Regions from separate parts of the Mus musculus genome. Here region 2 is linked to region 1. The links are chromatin contacts, found by Hi-C in ENCODE. All regions are on one chromosome and are shown on one strand. The core of a region is the stretch at or near the end of the contact, and the rest is flanking DNA. Distances in the headings are between cores, read along the strand shown. Region 1 holds the start of Skor1 (SKI family transcriptional corepressor 1). Region 2 holds the start of B230323A14Rik (RIKEN cDNA B230323A14 gene).

Region 1 (5,223 bases), core at 556-3,055:
GACTCTGTGGCGGTTGTTTCCTATCCTAACAAACGACTCCACAGCCTCGCTGCCACCGCTGCCCACCTCCCGCCTGCTTAACCTCGCTAGGCTCGCCCCTCGAGCCACAGGAGCGGGCCAGGGGGTCCCCATGCCGCCCTGAGCACTGCTCCTTGTCCCTGAGTGCGGCCCTTCGTTGGTGCTTTCTTCTTTGGCCCTCGAAATGCTGTTTCCTTCCTAGGGTCCCTCACTTCTCCGGGCTCCAAGGCCAAAAGCCCTTTGGGAAAACCCCTTGGGGACTCAGGAGCCCCAGCTTCAGGTGGACGCTCCAGGCTCAGGGTGTCCTCTTCACTCTATGCGGGCCCGGTACATTTGCCCAGAAATCCCAGAAGCCATCGTCATTTCCCACAGCTGCGGGCCCCCTTAGCCACCTCCTCAGCCTGTGTGAGAGCCGTCCCTGGGACACCTAGCTCGCCTTGTTGACCCCTCAGCCAGGGAGTTAGCACAGTAGTTTGCTTGCCTCCTAAAATGTTACTGGGGATTTCAGTGACAAGGGAGGATCAACTTGCCTCAGTTTGACTGGAAGAGATGAAACAGATAATAAATAGGTTGATACTTGAACAAGATACAAGATAGATGGGAGAAAGAGCGGTGAGCTGGCAGCGACAGACAGCTCAGGGACAGATAAGATCGACAAATAAGTATCTAAGCAAACAGAGGGAGGGAAAGATACCTGCAGACCAAAGATGCCAGGTTCTTAGCTTTGGAATTCGGATCCCTGTTAGAGTGAAGCTACCCCTCTGAAATGGATTTGCTTTTCCAGCCAAGTTCGGAGGAGGGAGTCCTAGGGACTAGATTGGCGGCAAGAGCGCCTGCCGCCCAGCATTGGGTCCATGGAGCCCTGAGTGTCTGAAGACACGTGAGGTGACTGGGCGACCTAGAAGGCCCTAAACATCAATTCCTGGGTCCTCCACCAGGCTAGACTGTGGATACAGCTTCCTCTCTGCCTTCTCCAGAGATCAAAGCGAGGGACCAGCAGCAACTTTTTAGTGCTTGGAGTTTTACAGTGGCTTCCAAGAGTGGCCAAGATTCCTTCTAGCCCATCTGAGCTGATGTCGGGGCATGAAGGATACTCAAAGAGGAGTCACCCCCACAAAAGGAGCAGCCCAGAGCCTGGGGAGCCTGTGTTGGGTCTGAGTAAGAAAAGCTGTGTGGAAGAGGACAGAAAGCTCAGGGGCATGTTTCCAAAGCTAAAAAGTGACTCCAGAGAAACGCCTGTGAGAACCTCTCTGTCCCAAGCGCTGACAAGAGGGGAGCCGGCTTTAGTCTGGAATGCAGCTAAAAAATGCAGAAAATGTGGTTAGAGACTGCGTGATCCCGGCCTAACTGATGGCTGGCAAGAAAGCGTTTTGTAAACCCAGCTGGACTCTTTCTGCTCAAGGAACACCGGGCTCAAGGAGTCAGAAGAGAAGTACAGGTTTGTGCAAACCGGTACTGTTGTCCCTGGAAGCCGGTCACCACGAAGATAGGTGCATTGGGGGCCACCCGAGGTCGTGGTGCACGCGACAAGCTTTGGAAAGGGTAGGGTTCAGCACCGCGAACAGCAGTGGCCTCCTCCTCTTCCTTCTATCCTCCTCCTTCAACCTCCATCCCTCCCCCTTCTCCCTGCCCCCACCCCTACATCCTGCAGTTTGTGATGGGCAGTGAGTGCCCCTCCTTCGCCTCCCCACCTCTCCCTTCACTGCCCCCGCCCGCACGCGTGCATGCGCGACTGAGCAGAGGGGCCGCTGGTCCCTGAAGTCCGGGCTTCAGGACCCTGGCGGGCAGGGCGAGCTGTGAGGTAGCTGAAGGCACGCAAACCTGAGTGCCGGCTGGAAAGCCTGGATTTGGCTATGGCATTGCTGTGTGGCCTTGGGCAAGTCACTCTCCGTCTCTGGGTCCCACTTCCTTTCCAATCTGAAAACAGGATTGGTTTCCTGGCAGCCGGGGCTTTCCTGAGGTTTCGATTTTCCCTTTTCCTCCCTTAGCCCCCCGGGTGCTTTTGTTTCAGCTCAGAAGCTGGTCTGAATAACAAAAGGGGCCAGTCCGTGGGACGAATGAGCTTGAGCTCCCCACTGCCAAGTAACCCCCTCGCACCCCACACGTTGCGCCCCGCTGGGCGGGCCTGAACCTAGGTAGCGGCGCTAAAAAAATGGCTCATCTGCTCTCTGCTCTCTCTGTTTCGCAGGAGCGGCGGCATGGAGGCTCTCACCACTCAGCTGGGGCCGGGACGCGAGGGCAGCTCCTCTCCCAACTCCAAGCAAGAGCTGCAGCCCTACTCGGGATCCAGCGCCCTTAAACCCAACCAGGTGGGCGAGACGTCGCTGTACGGGGTACCCATCGTGTCGCTGGTCATTGATGGGCAGGAGCGCCTGTGCCTAGCCCAGATCTCCAACACCCTGCTCAAAAACTACAGCTACAATGAGATCCACAACCGCCGCGTGGCCCTGGGCATCACATGCGTGCAATGCACGCCGGTGCAGCTGGAGATACTGCGTCGGGCCGGGGCCATGCCCATCTCCTCTCGCCGCTGTGGTATGATCACAAAACGAGAGGCCGAACGCCTGTGCAAGTCGTTCCTGGGCGAGCACAAGCCCCCCAAACTGCCTGAGAACTTCGCCTTTGACGTGGTGCACGAGTGCGCATGGGGCTCTCGGGGCAGCTTCATCCCTGCCCGTTACAACAGCTCTCGTGCTAAGTGCATCAAGTGCGGCTACTGCAGTATGTATTTCTCTCCCAACAAGTTCATCTTCCATTCGCACCGCACACCCGACGCCAAGTACACTCAGCCCGACGCCGCCAACTTTAACTCGTGGCGTCGGCACCTCAAACTCAGTGACAAGTCGGCCACCGACGAACTGAGCCACGCTTGGGAGGACGTCAAGGCTATGTTTAATGGCGGTACGCGCAAGCGGACCTTCTCCCTGCAAGGGGGCGGCGGAGGCGGCGCTAATAGCGGGTCTGGTGGTGCAGGGAAGGGCGGCGCTGGTGGCGGTGGCGGTCCAGGGTGCGGCTCAGAGATGGCCCCAGGCCCACCGCCCCACAAAAGTCTGCGCTGCGGTGAAGACGAGGCGGCTGGGCCTCCCGGGCCACCTCCACCGCATCCGCAGCGCGCACTTGGCCTGGCGGCGGCAGCTAGTGGCCCTGCAGGACCTGGAGGACCTGGGGGCAGCGCAGGGGTTCGCAGCTACCCGGTGATTCCAGTGCCCAGCAAAGGTTTTGGCCTCTTGCAAAAGCTGCCCCCGCCTCTTTTCCCGCATCCTTACGGTTTCCCCACAGCATTCGGCCTATGTCCCAAAAAGGACGACCCAGTGTTGGTCGCCGGAGAACCCAAGGGAGGCCCTGGCACCGGGAGCAGTGGGGGCGCTGGCACCGCCGCGGGTGCGGGTGGCCCGGGAGCTGGCCACTTGCCCCCAGGAGCAGGGCCCGGCCCTGGTGGCGGCACAATGTTCTGGGGACATCAACCTTCCGGCGCAGCCAAGGACGCAGCGGCGGTAGCTGCCGCAGCTGCCGCCGCCACTGTATACCCGACGTTTCCCATGTTCTGGCCAGCAGCCGGGAGCCTCCCGGTGCCTCCTTACCCGGCCGCTCAGAGCCAAGCTAAGGCCGTAGCGGCCGCGGTGGCTGCGGCTGCTGCTGCAGCGGCGGCGGCGGCTGGCGGGGGCGGTCCTGAGTCTTTGGACGGTGCCGAGCCAGCTAAAGAGGGCAGCCTCGGTACGGAGGAGCGCTGCCCGAGCGCTCTATCCCGCGGGCCCCTGGACGAGGACGGTGCGGACGAGGCGCTGCCACCGTCTCTGGGTCCCCTGCCCCCTCCGCCACCGCCACCTGCTCGCAAAAGCTCCTACGTGTCAGCCTTCCGACCCGTAGTTAAGGATGCAGAGAGCATCGCTAAGCTCTACGGCAGCGCGCGCGAGGCCTATGGCTCCGGACCTGCTCGCGGGCCAGTGCCCGGCACCGGGACCGGAGGGGGCTACGTGAGCCCGGACTTTCTGAGCGAGGGCAGCTCCAGCTATCATTCTGCCTCGCCCGACGTGGACACCGCGGACGAACCGGAGGTGGACGTAGAGTCCAACCGCTTCCCCGACGAGGAGGGAGCCCAGGACGACACCGAGCCCAGGGCACCCAGCACGGGAGGTGGCCCAGACGGCGACCAGCCTGCTGGGCCCCCATCTGTTACATCCTCAGGCGCCGACGGCCCCACAGACTCTGCGGATGGCGATAGTCCTCGCCCTCGCCGCCGCCTTGGGCCACCGCCCGCTATCAGATCCGCATTCGGGGACCTGGTGGCCGATGATGTGGTGCGGAGAACTGAGCGGAGTCCACCAAGCGGCGGCTATGAGCTGCGAGAGCCTTGCGGGCCCCTGGGAGGCCCCGGGGCGGCCAAGGTGAGCCTGGTGCACCTCGCCGGTGGCGCCTCCTCCCTTACGCCATTCTGCCCTCGTACACAGCCGCTGCGGGCCAGGTGTGGGAACTGGGATTCTGTTCTGTTGTGGCGGACGAGCAGCAGGTCCCAGCTGCTCTTCGCAGCCCCAGCCGGGGGCGCGCTGTGGCATTGGGCTCGCTGGGAGGGACGCAGGGCTGAGGGATTCGGAAAATCCGGGGGACTGGCCTGAGAAACAGCGAGTGCGATTTTGGATTTGTTGATGCGGGAGGTGAGGAGAGTTGCAGAGACAGTTAGGCACCCAGAAAGAGAGACAAAGGGTCTGGAGGAAGAAAGAGGTAGAAAGAAAGGGCCTGAGGACCAGAGAAAGAAGCCCTGGAGGCCAGGCCCAACGTGTGTGCCTGCACGCGTAAGGATGACACCCGAGGAACACCATAGTAGCGAGAGAAGAGGGCAGCCTCTTGCCAAGAAGAATCTCTAGATGTACTAACTAGCAGTTTTCTGAGTCTTTTCCAACTCTGGCCTAAGAAACTACACAGCTCTGGGCTGGAAAACCTAAGCTTGCGGGCTCTTTGGTTGTCAGGGACGCGGCAGGAGGGCAAGTCGTGTGTGGCCAGAGCGAAGGATTGGCTGTTTTGAAAGTAGATGCGCATACTTGTCCATTTACGCTGGGTTTATTAAAGCAGAAACCATTGCCCGCGCGAGAAAGCCATCCTTTAGGCTGGCAACGACACAGAGAGGAAAGGTAGCTCTCAGGAAGTGAGCATAGAACGTGGGGGTGGCTTTGGACAGCCGCTGGCTTGAAAGCGGCTTTGTGTTTTAAG
Region 2 (4,864 bases), core at 410-2,909, 6.6 Mb before region 1:
CTGCCCTGTTCTAGCCTTGCCCCCAGAGACGGGTCAATGCTTCTACCCCCACCCCCCTGCTCGCACCTCCTCCCTCCTCCTGGTTATTTTTTCCCCCGAATTAAGAAGGTGACTTGAGTCTTCCCTTCAAGCACTCTGTTAATATTGAAAAACGTGCGCTTGCATCTAAAGCGCAGCAGCCCAGGCGCCAGAGCCATTTCAATATTAATGAAATTGTTTAATCTCCTAAATTCGTCGTGTTTAAGTTACGTTTTGGTGAGTTATTGACCGGCTTCGAAACTGTGGTTAATGAAGTTATGTGAGTAGGGATGTGTGTGTGTGTGTGTGTGTGTGTGTGTGTGTGTGTGTGTGTGTGTGTATGTGTGTGTGTGCGCGCGCTCGGAAGCTGAAAGGTTTTCTTGCTATTCACAGACTAATGCTCTACTGTCACTCAAAGTGTAACAAACGTCACACTACAACTATCAGTCTGCTCCTATGGGGGAGGGGGAGGAAGAAAGAAAAAAGGAAAAAGAGGTTTTCGGAGTTTAAAGACAGTTCTGTTAGGCTGTAGGTATTAAGTATTTAACCTAGTGGCATGGGGTTCTTTTTAAAACCACAAAGGCCCCCGGAAAGCGCTGAAAAGCGTGGAACTCCTGGCTTGTACTCATTGCGTGCAAGCCGAAGGGTTGAGTCGCGGTTTATTCCCTAACAGTTTGATGAAGACGGCGACGACGAAGAAGAAGATGATGATGATAATGATACTAATGATTCATTTAATCCTCACAAGGCAAATATGAACTCGAAGGAGCCCGCTATTCTCTCCAGGCCTGGTGCCACGTGCCCCCCCCCCCCCCAAAAAAAAAACCTCGCTGGTCTCAGCAGGCACTGTTTGTCTTTTCATGGAGTTCTAAACTCTAAAGAAACTATTCCCATGTAAAAAGGGGGAGGGGTCTGCAAAATGCTGACCCGCTAACTTCCAAGAAACCTCAGACTTCGCAAGCACCTGGAAAAAGGAGACCCGGAAGCCATAGCGTACATTGGACAAACTCCCGCCCTCCCCAGGCCCACACGCTGCCTTGCCTCAATTTACCCTGAACGTCCTTGTGCCCATTAAATCTCTGAAAAACGTATTAAAGCAGAACCTAATACATTCATCCATTCTTTTCAAAGAACAAAAAACAAAAAACAAAAACCCCAAACTTACCTTGGCCTGGAGAGATGGCTCAGCCGTTAAAGGCTAGGCTCACAACCAATATATATATATTGAATATATATATATTCAAAACGGACTTATCCACCCAGCTGTCCAAATATATCTATCTATATGCGTCTATTAACTTTACCACCTTTTTAAAGCGACAGACAAATTTCTACCTGCCTCTTGCAGGACTGGGGGTGGGATTGCGAGGTAGGTTTCCATTTGAACAACCCATCCAATCAACCCCGCGCAGTGGCAACCAAAGTAGAAAGGTCGCCCTTCAGGAGAAAGCCTGTGCTATAAGTTAGCTAACAATACAAACCCGACACAAAGCAAAGGAAACAGAATACCCCAGCCGAGCAATTTCCATGTCAAACACCACCGGCGCGGCAGATAGCTCAGAGTGAGTGGTCACCTGCCAGCCGGCTCCGCGCGCTGCTCCGCTCATACCTTCCCATTGCGCACACCGGTAGGCGCTGCCCGCTCCCCGCGGGCGGCAGAGGCTCTTCCCGGTCTCCCAGTCTTCGGCTGGAAGTGATTCCTATTGGCCAAGGTGTCCATGTAAATAGGTGTGAAAGAAACCAGCGCTGGCCAGGCTCTCTCTCCTCTCCCTCAGTCCCCTCCCTCTGCAGCCCCCGCTCCCCCTCCTTTTCCTCCTCCTCCCAAGGCGATTGTCATACGATAGCTAAGAAGTGGCACATTAATGAAGCGCCGCTACAGGGGTCTTTTCTGCTCCTGTCACCGCTTAAAACTATCAGATGGTTCGAGGGTGGACATGGAGGCAGCCACCTAGCTCAGCGGAACCACGAACACCACAGCAGCGTCCTCTGGATCCCTGAGGCGGCGTCTGCCACTGTCCTCACGGGCACTCCGCAGCCGAGTTCGGTCTCCCAGCAGGGCGCACGACCCACGAGCGCGCTGCGCAGCCCGCGGAGAGGAGCTCTACCGGGCTGAGTCCAAGCCTAGCTGGCAGCGAGTCTCACTGCTCCCCGACGCTGCGCTCCGGTCGCGCGCAGGGAGGGACTCGGCCACCAGCCACGCCATCCCGGATGCGGACCGGCAACTTGGAACAACTTTAAGGTGAGCATCTATCTCTCTGTCCCCTCCCCTGAATCCAGGTCCTACCTACTTTCCTGCAAACCTCTCTGCTGCTCTCGGTCTTCCCCTCTCCACTTCCCCTAGCTGAGTCTTACCCAGTTTGGTGCGCAAAGTTGCTGGCACCCGAATCCCCTCTTCCCCACCCCCTATATCTGTGACTCGGCCTGAGTGACCTCGCCAGTGTCTCTGCACCTATGCTGCCCTTCTCCATCACCTCCCCCCTTCTCAGATTCGACCAGTCCTCCGGGCCGCGCGGACCCTGAGCAAGTGGCCAAGCAAGAAGATGCCTCGGCCGGGCCGCAACACGTACAGCGACCAGAAGCCGCCCTACTCATACATCTCGCTGACCGCCATGGCCATCCAGAGCTCTCCGGAGAAGATGCTGCCGCTCAGCGAGATCTACAAGTTCATCATGGACCGCTTCCCCTACTACCGGGAGAACACGCAGCGCTGGCAGAACAGCCTGCGCCACAATCTCTCCTTCAACGATTGCTTCATCAAGATCCCGAGGCGGCCAGACCAGCCGGGCAAGGGCAGCTTCTGGGCGCTGCATCCCAGCTGCGGGGACATGTTCGAGAACGGGAGCTTCCTGCGGCGTCGCAAGCGCTTCAAGGTGCTCAAGTCAGACCACCTGGCGCCCAGCAAGCCGGCGGACGCCGCGCAGTACCTCCAGCAGCAGGCTAAGCTGCGGCTCAGCGCGCTGGCCGCCTCGGGCACGCATCTGCCGCAGATGCCGGCCGCTGCGTACAACCTGGGCGGTGTGGCGCAGCCTTCCGGCTTCAAGCATCCCTTTGCTATCGAGAACATCATCGCTAGGGAGTACAAGATGCCTGGGGGGCTGGCCTTCTCTGCCATGCAGCCGGTTCCGGCTGCCTATCCTCTCCCTAACCAGTTAACTACCATGGGCAGCTCTCTGGGCACTGGATGGCCACATGTGTACGGTTCCGCGGGTATGATCGACTCAGCCACCCCCATCTCCATGACTAGTGGCGACTACAGCGCCTATGGAGTGCCGCTGAAGCCGCTGTGCCACGCCGCGGGCCAGACGTTGCCCGCCATCCCAGTGCCCATCAAGCCCACGCCGGCCGCAGTGCCCGCGCTGCCAGCTCTGCCCGCACCCATCCCCACCCTGCTCTCGAACTCGCCGCCTTCGCTCAGCCCCACCTCCTCGCAGACAGCCACCAGCCAAAGCAGCCCCGCCACCCCTAGCGAGACACTCACCAGCCCGGCCTCCGCCTTGCACTCGGTGGCCGTGCACTGACCCAAGGAAGCTGGGGCTCCGTCTTGGTCCACACCACCCCTCTCAACACTTCCCTGCTCCGGGTCCAGCCCTCCGCGACCTAAAACCGCCACCCCGACTTGCCCATTCTACCTTCTTCAGTCCTCGCTCTTAGAAGAACTTTTGGTTTTGGAACCAGAAGACAAACCACAAACTTGCCGGAAGGCGTGTGAAAGTTGTCTTCGGTCCCTCTAGGGCACCAGAGAAAACAGGGGCTAATCCAAGCCAAGCGGTCCCTCCTGGGACCCTGAAATGCACTCCCATCCAACAGGCAGAACACCCTGACTCCCTCCTGCTCGGAGAAAACAGAAACAAAACAAAACAAAACAAAACAAAACAAAACAAAACAAAACAAAACAAAACAACAAAACTACTCGTCTTCTGAGCTTGGAGAGGCATAGCTCTGGACTCTGCGCAATTTCAAGACCAGAGACACTGCCCGGGAGCAGAAGCCCGCCGAGGCTGCAGCCGCACTAAGAGGGCCGGATCTTCTTAGGTCCTGAAAATCTGTGGCCACAAGACCAACTCACTGATCCTCCAAAGGGATCGCCTCCGCCCATCAGGCCGGGATGGGCGGACCGCTACTTTCCCCGGCTGCGGCTCTGCCTCCCGGGCTTCTAAAGATTTTTTTCCCCTTCTGGGTTTTGTTTCCGGCCAGAAGCTCCCTTAGCTGGGAGTGAGGAGGGAGGCTGCTAAAACTCCGGAGGATGCTTGTCCTACACACAAGCAAAACACAGCTAAAAGTCACCGTTATTGTTTACAAAGCGCGCGGTTTAAAAAAAAATGTAAACAGTGAACTTGAAAATCTGCCAGGCTAGGGGCGAGGGGGTAGAGTCCTCTTTACAATTACCTGTTGTCATGTGAATGTTTGCTCTTCTGGCCAGCTTTGGGGGTGGGAAGGAGGTAGGGGGAGAATGGGGGAAGTTAATTGGGATGTTAACTTTCTTACTATTTAGAGACCTTTTTAGCTATTTATTTTGATGAAAGAGAAAAGAAAGGAAAAGGAAAAAGAAAAGAAAAAAGAAAGAAAGGAACGTAAACTAAGCCCGAGGGAGAAATCCTAGGGCGAGTGGGGAAGTGTGTAGATGAGCCGACTGGGAAGGGGAAGGGGGTGTCAGCAGAGATGTCCTCTGGACAGATCTTTCTGTTAAAAGAACTTTTCCGTGAAGCTAAAGGGCTGCAAAGAGTTGTAAATAGGAATGATTTACACTGTGTAAAATGCACTTTGGTTTGGTATGTTCCTTTTAGCATTCTAGGTAATTGACAGAAAACAAACAAACAAACAAACAAACAAAGAACAACCCAATAGT

The links. Hi-C counts contacts between places; a loop is a spot of excess contacts on that map.
Region 2: a loop to region 1 is called in a map of ES-E14, with 17 times the contacts of the local background. The contact joins the promoter of B230323A14Rik here to the promoter of Skor1 in region 1. A Hi-C loop is called at or near these places in 2 of 37 maps with a recorded cell type or tissue (ES-E14 and left cerebral cortex).

The regions. Positions count from the first base shown.
Region 1 is chr9:63,143,562-63,148,784 of GRCm38, reverse strand. Skor1 (SKI family transcriptional corepressor 1) reads left to right here and starts at 1,805. Exons shown (of 9, transcript NM_172446.3): 1 at 1,805-1,978; 2 at 2,207-4,403. The coding sequence starts at 1,872.
Region 2 is chr9:69,757,941-69,762,804 of GRCm38, reverse strand. It overlaps B230323A14Rik (RIKEN cDNA B230323A14 gene), which reads right to left and starts at 1,659. Exons shown (of 5, transcript NR_040765.1): 1 at 1,593-1,659. Foxb1 (forkhead box B1) reads left to right here and starts at 1,865. Exons shown (of 2, transcript NM_022378.3): 1 at 1,865-2,257; 2 at 2,505-4,864. The coding sequence starts at 2,559. The coding sequence ends at 3,536.